Linked DNA regions of Homo sapiens: region 2 is linked to region 1. A link is an interaction called in ENCODE POLR2A ChIA-PET data of the cell type or tissue named here. Cell type or tissue: PC-9. All regions are shown on one strand. Links, peaks and the distances in the headings refer to the core of each region. The heading gives the core; the rest is flanking DNA. Region 1 overlaps CCT5 (chaperonin containing TCP1 subunit 5). Region 2 overlaps MARCHF6 (membrane associated ring-CH-type finger 6).

What was found. ChIA-PET counts read pairs that join two places held together with the same protein. Peaks named below come from ENCODE experiments on the same cell type or tissue, not always from the same donor. Only the 100,000 strongest peaks of a DNase experiment are listed, where the experiment ranks them.
Region 2: POLR2A ChIA-PET joins it to region 1 with 12 read pairs; 26 of 35 experiments call an interaction of 5 or more read pairs at or near these places.

The regions. Positions count from the first base shown.
Region 1 is chr5:10,260,630-10,265,034 of GRCh38, reverse strand. It overlaps CCT5 (chaperonin containing TCP1 subunit 5), which reads right to left. Exons shown (of 11, transcript NM_012073.5): 7 at 4,124-4,243; 8 at 3,290-3,475; 9 at 2,417-2,554; 10 at 1,721-1,901; 11 at 1-379. The coding sequence ends at 252. Among named protein-coding and RNA genes, the nearest start is that of CCT5, 13 kb to the right of the region's middle. In PC-9, for the core only: no CTCF peak of the experiment used is centred there; no DNase peak of the experiment used is centred there; H3K27ac peaks cover 896 bases.
Region 2 is chr5:10,359,055-10,363,459 of GRCh38, reverse strand. All of the region lies in intron 1 of MARCHF6 (membrane associated ring-CH-type finger 6), which reads right to left. Among named protein-coding and RNA genes, the nearest start is that of MARCHF6-DT, 7.2 kb to the right of the region's middle. In PC-9, for the core only: no CTCF peak of the experiment used is centred there; no DNase peak of the experiment used is centred there; H3K27ac peaks cover 629 bases.

The DNA of each region.
Region 1 (4,405 bases), core at 406-4,405:
AACCCGAAGAGAAGATAAAGGTTGTTTAAACAGATTCTTTTAATACAATGAATACAAAAGCAGTTGAGATGGTACCCCCACGATTACACAGCTTTGAACAAGTGAAACTATGGTTACCAAACAGCTATTTTTATTATAGCATCTACAGTGTCTGGAAAAGGATGTAACAATAAATAACTGTAGATGCATCACGAGACATCCATTTACTTAATCACAGAAGTGGATCTTGCTACATAGTTTTCTCAATGTCTTCATTCTTCAGATTCTCCAGGCTTACGAATGTCATCAATCTTCAAAATCATTCTAACCATTTGTGTTGCAAGAGATATCTGTTGCTTTTTGCCAATCAAGGTTTCTATGACATGCTGTTGCTTCATATCTGAAAAATACAAGGACACTGATTATCCTAAAATAGCATACAATAAACTATCAATAACCAACTCTTTCTGATTTAGGGAATCACAGTAAGACTTAAGAAATACAAACTCCTGGAAGCCAAGCAGGAAGCCACTAATTTCAGTTATATTTCATTTTCAGATGAATGTAATTTCATTACTTCCAAGGACACTCTGGAACTCGCACCTGGTAAAGAGAGCTGTTGGGAGGGCACTGTCTTCAATGACTAGCTACAGGGTGACATTTTTCAGGAACATCTTATCCCACAAAGTATCCATACCCTAACTTAGGAAATCTAAAGTAAGTCCATCTGACCACAGCTGAAATGTAAGATATTTCCAAGAAAGATCTAGAAATGCTAATTTTTTTTTTGGAGACAGGTGTCACCCAGGCTGGAATACAACAGTGCGATCTCAGCTCACTGGAACCTCTGCGTCCCGGGTTCAAGCGATTCTCCTGCCTCAGCCTCCCGAGTAGCTGGGATTACAGGTGCCTGCCCTGACCAGGCCTGGCTAATTTTGTATTTTTTGTAGAGATGGTGTTTCACCATGTTGGTCAGGCTGGTGTCAAACTCCTGACCTCAGGTGATCCACCCGGCTTGGCCTCCTAAAGTGCTGGGATTACAGACATGAGTCACTGCGCCCGGCCCTAGAAATGCTAAATTTGAGCACAACCAGGCATTCAAGTTAGAAACATTAAATGTTTGCCTCACAAAGAGTTGCTACTATTGAAACCCTTGGAATTTGAGCATGGAAAGCAGAATGTACCTATACCTTTAAGCAAAAGCTGTCATTCTGTGGATGGATTACAGACATGGCCTGATTTAGTACAGAAATGCCTGAGACCACTGTTTCAACAAGCTACAGCCACCATATCTTTTTGGGAGCCGAGCTACACAAGTGGCTACAGAGGTTATATATTACATTTAGAAAACACTCCACAGTGTGCAGGATTAACCACACAGTGAACTGTGAACTAAAGCCCACTTCAGAGCTGTTATATATATGCTGCCCACTGACAGACATCTGTGTAAAAACAGCAATAAGGCATTACTTCCCAAAAACCAGAGATTAAAACCTAAGTCATCTTTGGTGATAGTACCATATGCACTTTACTGTTATTACAATGAGTCTCATGTTGCTAGGTCTAGTAGTCTAACCAATTCCTACGGCAATCAAACATTCTAAAATTCAGGACTTGAACACCTGAAGTGGGCTTACATATTTAAAAAGACACCATCATCTCACAGCACATACAGTGGATGATTATTCAGTTTAAATCAGACATCCCCCCCCCTCCACGCAGAGGCGTGACAGCTCCTCACCATTTGTCCCCTTGTGCAAACAGTCGATGCCAAGAGCAGGGTTCATCTCCTTCACCTGTCTGGCTCGGACTTCGGTCATAGTCTGGATGGGATTCATGCCACTGTTTTCAGAGAGGGCCATGGGGATGACCTCCAGTGCGTCGGCAAACGCTCTCATGGCATACTGTTCTAAGGTGGGGCACTGGAAAGGTACAGAAGTATGGTGAGTGCACTTGGCGAAACAAAACAACCCAGCGGCACCGTGAAAACACAACTGTATCACATACTTTGAAAAGTCAGCTCACAAAGAATTGTAAGAACAGGCTGTCTTTATTTTTGTATCTATCAGAATATTATAATGTCACCACAGAATACAGGCAGAGGGTATACATACATGTGAGAGATGTCTCAAAATACAGCAGCTCTTATGGCTTTATTTTTAAGTTATAATATTAATTTTGAATTTCAAATAACATTAAAAGACTATAGATTTATTATTTCAAGGACGAACTGGCTGAAAACAGCTGAGAAATGCTAGGTTATGGTAACCAGAATCTGAATACAGGAACGTGGGAATTAACTTAGATTAAAACACCTGTCACCTACACACAGCTCACGATGCTTGTTTTGCATCCAGCACCTCGCTGTTCCGCAGCTTCACAGTCTCCACCATCAGCGAGGCCTGAATCTTTCACTAAGTCTGCACAGATCCCTTACCTTATCCGCCTCTTGGCTAACTGCCAGGGCACAGGATATCTCAGCAGCCCCTCCTCCATACACCACACGATTATCGCGGATGAGGTTCCGGATGACACACAAAGCATCGTGAAGGGATCGTTTCGCCTCCTCAATGATCTAAGGAAAACAGCTTTGCCTGAATTAATGTGATCAAGATCTAGTCAATTTAGAGCCAAGTATCTGGCACCTTTTTAAAGACAGAGAGGCTGTGCTCTAATATTTAGATGGCCTCCACTATCGGATAATATTTATCTTTCTAGCTTTCCTTCCTGCAATGTAGTTAACAAAATTCAAGAGGCAGAGGCGGCCAGTGACTCATTCTAGGATACACGGTCAAGCAAGAGTCAAAAACTGACAAAACTCGCAAAGATTTATCACAATGTGCTAAAAACTCATTCTCAAAGAACAGAGATCGTCAATGGTTATTCACTTGGGTTCCCTTTTTCTACCTAAGGGACAGATGTAAGTCATCCTTGGTAATAATACCATATTGTAATTAAAATGAGTCTTATGTTGCTAGGGCTAGCAGTTTAACCAACCCCTAATGTAACTGTATCAAACATTCTAAAATCCAGGACTTGAATATTTAAACTGTGTTTAAGTATTTAAAAAGATATAAAAATCTCATAGTGTATATTGTATACTCTAAGGGACAGCAGAAAGGCAAATGTGCCTTGTGAAATTAACAATTTAACATGGTCTTCAGTAATTTTACACCATGATACGTCATTGTTTGAGAACCACGATTATTTTTCTTATGGTGACTGTGTCTCTGTTAAATACACACAGGCAAAAAAGCCAGACCATGAAGCAAAATAAGCAACAGTATAGGACAAATAGTTGAATTCTCACCATCTTATTTCCTCCTCTAATAAAAATGGTTACAGCTCTGGAGTTCTTACACTGCTCGATGACCAGCATTTTATCCTTAGTTGTCCCAAATGAGATCTCCTGTACAAGACCAGCAAAGCCCAGCTTCTCGGCTGTGAGCTCTGAGAACCTGGGGACGATCCGCCCTCCTGTTGCGATGGCAATCAGCTAATTGGGGTGGTCAGGGAGAAGGATGAAGACAGTACTGGTGAAGTTAACTTTCAAAACTGGGCCACAAATGAGCAAAACTTGATCTAAGACCAACTTGTTCACTAGAACTGCTGCCCCACTTTGACCGAGACATCTCCAGTTCAACCCAAAGCACCTTGCTAGGTAACAAGGCTCTTGAGCTGGACGTCTTGATTGGGGCTTTGGTGCTGCCCAGATCTATCACCCGGCGCCCGTCCCCTAAGCTCATACCCTCATCTCCCATCTGTGCAGCCCTCCCTCACTCTGGGAACCCAGCCTGCATGTTCCTTGCACTGCGCTGCAGTGAGAACCACCGAGGCACCGTTGCCTGGGACTGCCATTAGTATTTGGATGAGACCAGGTCTTCCAGCCTTAGTAAGTCAACGACAGGGCCAAGTGAGACAACACAGGGAGAGAATTTCAAAATGCCAGGGAACACCAGAAACACACAGCACTGTTATCCAAACAGTAACAAAGATTCCAGCGCTTTCCTCTCTCCCAGCTCACCCTCCCCTCATCTGCCAGCCTTGGTGTGATGCAGTTATTTAAGGCAGGGCTATCAAAACACCCCTCAACACATAAGATGAACCCCTACTTCTCAAAGTCTCTTCACGTGGAACATCCTACCTCAATTTCAGGTCCTCCTACCCAGCGAACCGCAGGCAAGTTGTTCTGAAGAAGTAAGTGATTTGCTTCATCATCAAAGCCCCACTGACAAATTGCTAGGTTAGCACCAGTCTCTTTAATCTGGGAAAAGAACCACCACAATCGTATTAAGAGAAAGTGGGTATTTATTCTTCATTACAATGTTTGAAAAAAGGAGAGGCACAGTTGGGTGTAAGGCAGGTGCACTCAAACACAAAAGCAAAGGAAAGAGAAGGAAGGAAATAGACAAGTGTCCACTTTTCT
Region 2 (4,405 bases), core at 133-4,132, 99 kb before region 1:
AGGTGTGAAGTGGTGTCTCATTATGGTTTTGACTAATGATGCTTAGCATATTTGCATATGCTTAATAGCCATGTACATGTATTTTTTAGTGAAGTGTCTATACAAATCTTTGGACCATTTTAAAAACTGAGTTATTGTTTTCTTATTACTGAGTTCTGAGAATTTTTTATATACTCCAAGCCCCTTATAAGATACATCTTCTGTATCCTGTCTTCATTCTGTTAAGTGTCTTTCTAATTTTGAAAGAAATTCTGAATTTTGATGCCATCTGATTTATCCACTTCTTTTATGGATCATGCTTTTGGAGTCATACCTAAGAGATCTTGGTCTAACCCAAGATTCCGAAGAATTTCTCCTATATTTTCCCCTAGAAGTTTCATAGTTTTAGGTTTTTCATTGAGGTCTAACAGCCCTTTGAGTTAATTTTGGTATATGGTACAAGCTATAGCTCAAAGTTCTTTTTTTTTTCCTACAGCTATTCAACTATTCCAGTGCCATTTGTTGAAAAACGATATCCTTTATATTTTATGCAATTGCTTTTGCACTTCTGTCCAAAAATCAACTGTCCATGTATGTGTGGATCTATTTCTGGACTCTATCCTACACTACCAGACAAATGGATTTTAATTTAACAGTTAATTTAATTTTTTAAGGTGACTGCCATGTTTTCAGATACGTTAAGAAACTACCACTTGTCAAGTTTTGACATAGTATCAAAGAACATACAAACATCTGAAAATATTCATCCCTTTTCAAGCTATAAATCTGTGTGATGCCGAGTTTTTATATACACTAACCAAAACACTTAACAAAGTGACTGCAAAGGGAGAGATGAGAATCCAATTGTCTTATAATAATCCAGATAACGTTATTTTTATTAACATATATTGAGTTTATTGTTACTTTTAAATATTCTAAATAATTTGTATTCATTCTTCATTTCTAATATGGTAAATATCTATCTTTACATATAAAACCCACATAAACAAAAGTCCTTTGGGTCCTCAATTTTAAGAATGTAAAGGGGTCTTGGGACAAAGCTTTGAAAACCACTACTCTAGCTACATCAATGCTCTTCAAACTGTTCCATTCAATAGAAATGCCTCTTGGCACTTTTCAAGGACTTGGAATGAAGAAATGAAACATGCAGAAAACATTGTTGCACAGGTCCTAGATACGTAGTAGACATGTACCCAATATTTGGTAAATGGGGAAGTAATCAAAAAAGACATGGAATCTCCAATATTCTATTTCAAAAGTGTTATAACAGAACTGCACCCTAAACAGGGTAAATTTGTGTGTAAATTATACTTTATTAACCTGATTCCATCTTTACAGAATACATTAAGAGGTGACAGAAGGGAAGGAGAGAGACAGGAAAGTAAAAAGTGTATTACAGCCAGGCACAGTGGCTCACACCTGTAATCCCAGCACTTTGGGAGGCCGAGGTGGGCGGATCACCTGAGGTCAGGAGTTCAAGACCAGCCTGACCAACATGGAGAAACCCCATCTCTACTAAAAATACAAAATTAGCCAGGTGTGGTGGTGCATGCCTGTAATCCCAGCTACTCGGGAGGCTGAGGCAGGAGAATCCCTTGAATCCAGGAGGCGGAGGTTGCCATGAGCCGAGATCGCGCCATTGCACTGCAGCCTAGGCAACAAGAGCTAAACTCCGTCTCAAAAAAAAAAAGATATTATAATGAAGTTAAGTTATAAAAAATAAGTGTACAGGGAATGCTTCAGTCTTCCAAGCCTTCAAGAATTCATGTCTATCATGGGCTGAATTGCACTGCCCCTCCCCCCGTAATTCACGTGTTGAAGCCCTAACCTGCATGTATACACAATGTAACTATATTTGGAGACAGGATCTTTAAAGAGGTAATTAAGTTAAAATGAGGTCCTTAGAGTAGGCCCTAATCCAATATGACTAGCGTCTTTAAAAAAAGAAGAGATTAGGACATAGAGGGACAACTACATGAAGACATACAGAGAGAAGACTACATGAAGACACAGAAGACAATCATCTACAAGCCAAGGAGAGAGACCTCAGAAGAAACCAGGCCTACCAACACCTTCATCTCAAACTTCTAGCCTCCAGAGTTGAGAAAACAAATTTCTCTTAAGCACCCAATCTGTAGTACTTTGTTACAGCAGCCCCTGCAAACTAAAACAATATCTAAAACTGAACTACTTATCTCTTTCCATTCCCATTTGAAATAATATAAAAATCAATCATTTTTAACTCCTCCTCCTTATATTACCTCTTCAATTACTATGTTCTATTAATTCTACCTTGGTCTATTTCTTCTTTTCCATTCTTTCCATTCCCTCTACCTTAATGTAACTCCTATATCTCATCTAGCCTACTGCAACAGCATTCTAAAATATAGTCTGAATTATTAAGTTTTCCCTTGGGGGGTTCTTACTTCCTATTCACTTTTCAAGAACTCTTTCTGTTCTAACTGTATTATACTAAAAATAAGTGATCTTCATAGTCTTACAGGACAGAAGTAAAACCCACTAAAGTAAGCCTGGCCTGGAAGAAATGGGAAGTAGGCATCTGGAAGAGGATAGCCCAGCAATAATCACTCACAGGGCTTCAGTCTAAAAAGTATTCTAATTGAGCAATATAGCAGATCTCTTTTGCACTGTCTTACCAGCTCAAGAATGGACACAGCCAGTCATGATTCTTATTCTTCCATTACCTTTCCCACCACCACCCAGCTACCTGGATCAAAAGGATAAGCAACTGACCCAAGATGAGCCAGTGAGATTGTAGCTTCCAGAAATTTGAATTTAAGACAAACAAAAACTTGTCTTAACCAGGAAAGAGATAGACTCAGTAACCCTGGGGGATTGGTTTCAGGAAGTCCACAGGTGCCAAAATCCACAGATGCTCAAGTCCCTTATGTAAAACAGCATAGTATTTCCAAGTAACCTATGCACATCCTTCCATATACAGGAGTCCCCTGAACAAGAGTTAGGGGCACCGACCTCCTGCACAATCAAAAATCCACATACAGCCGGGCGCGGTGGCTCACGCCTATAATCCCAGCACTTTGGGAGGCTGAGGCAGATGGATCACCTGAGGTCAGGAGTTCAAGCCAATATGATGAAACCCCATCTCTACGAAAAATACAAAATTAGCCAGGCATGGTGGTGCATGCCTGTAATCCCAGCTACTCGGGAGGCTGAGGCAGGAGAATCGCTTGAACCTGGGAGGCGGAGGTTGCAATGAGCTGAGATGGTGCCACTGTACTCTAGCCTGGGCAAAAAGAGCAAAACTCTGTCTCAAAAAAAAAAAAAAAAAAAAAACACACACACATACAACTTTTGACTCCCGAAAAACTACTAATGGAAAACTACTAACAGCCTACTGGTGACCAGAAGCCTTCCCATAACATAATACAACATAAACAGTAGATTAATACACATATTGTACTACTTTTTTTTTGAGACGGAGTCTTGCTCTGTTGCCCAGGCTGGAGTGCAGTGGCGCGATCTCGGCTGACTGCAAGCTCCGCCTCCCACGTTCACGCCATTCTCCTGTCTCAGCCTCCCAAGGAGCTGGGATTACAGGCACCCGCCACCACATCCAGCTAATTTTTTCTATTTTTAGTAGAGACAGGGTTTCGCCATGTTGTCCAGGCTGGTCTCGAACTCCTGACCTCAGGTGATCTGCCTGCCACCGCCTCCGAAAGTGCTGGGATTACAGGCGTGAGCCACCGCACCCAGCCTTTGTATTACATTATACTAGGTATTATGAGTACTCAGGAGATTATTTAAAGTACAGATCTGTGAACATCACAGTTTGAACTACATGGGTCCACTTATACGCGGATTTCTTTCTTCAATAAATATATTGGAGAATTTTTTGGAAATTCACAACAATTTAAAAAAAGATGAACTGTGTAGCTTAGAAGGAGCAAAAAAAATAAAATTATGCCATGAATGCATAAACTGTATTATATGTATTGCGTACTGTATTATATGCTGCATTCTTACAATATGTATTGTAATATTATATACTGTATTCTATATTATATACTTTATTTTTACAATAAAGCTAGAGAAAAAAATTAAGAAAATCAGAAGGAAATTACATTTACAGCACTGTACCATATTTATTGATACCTGTCTGTTTACAAGATAAATCATTCTGAAATGGCCAGCAACCACAGCTACAAACCTCAATCTATGGCACATATGAAGCAATTCGACTTTTTCTTCATAATGTCATGCCTTTTTTCAGCTTCCTGGAGCACTTCCAGCATCACTTAGTGGCACCTCATATGGATCCCATCATGTTATTCAAAGTTTAGGGTACTGCACTAAATGCAATGAAAAATACAAGAGAATCCAGAGAGATACTTTTTACCATATACAATTTACTGGAGAGATGAGC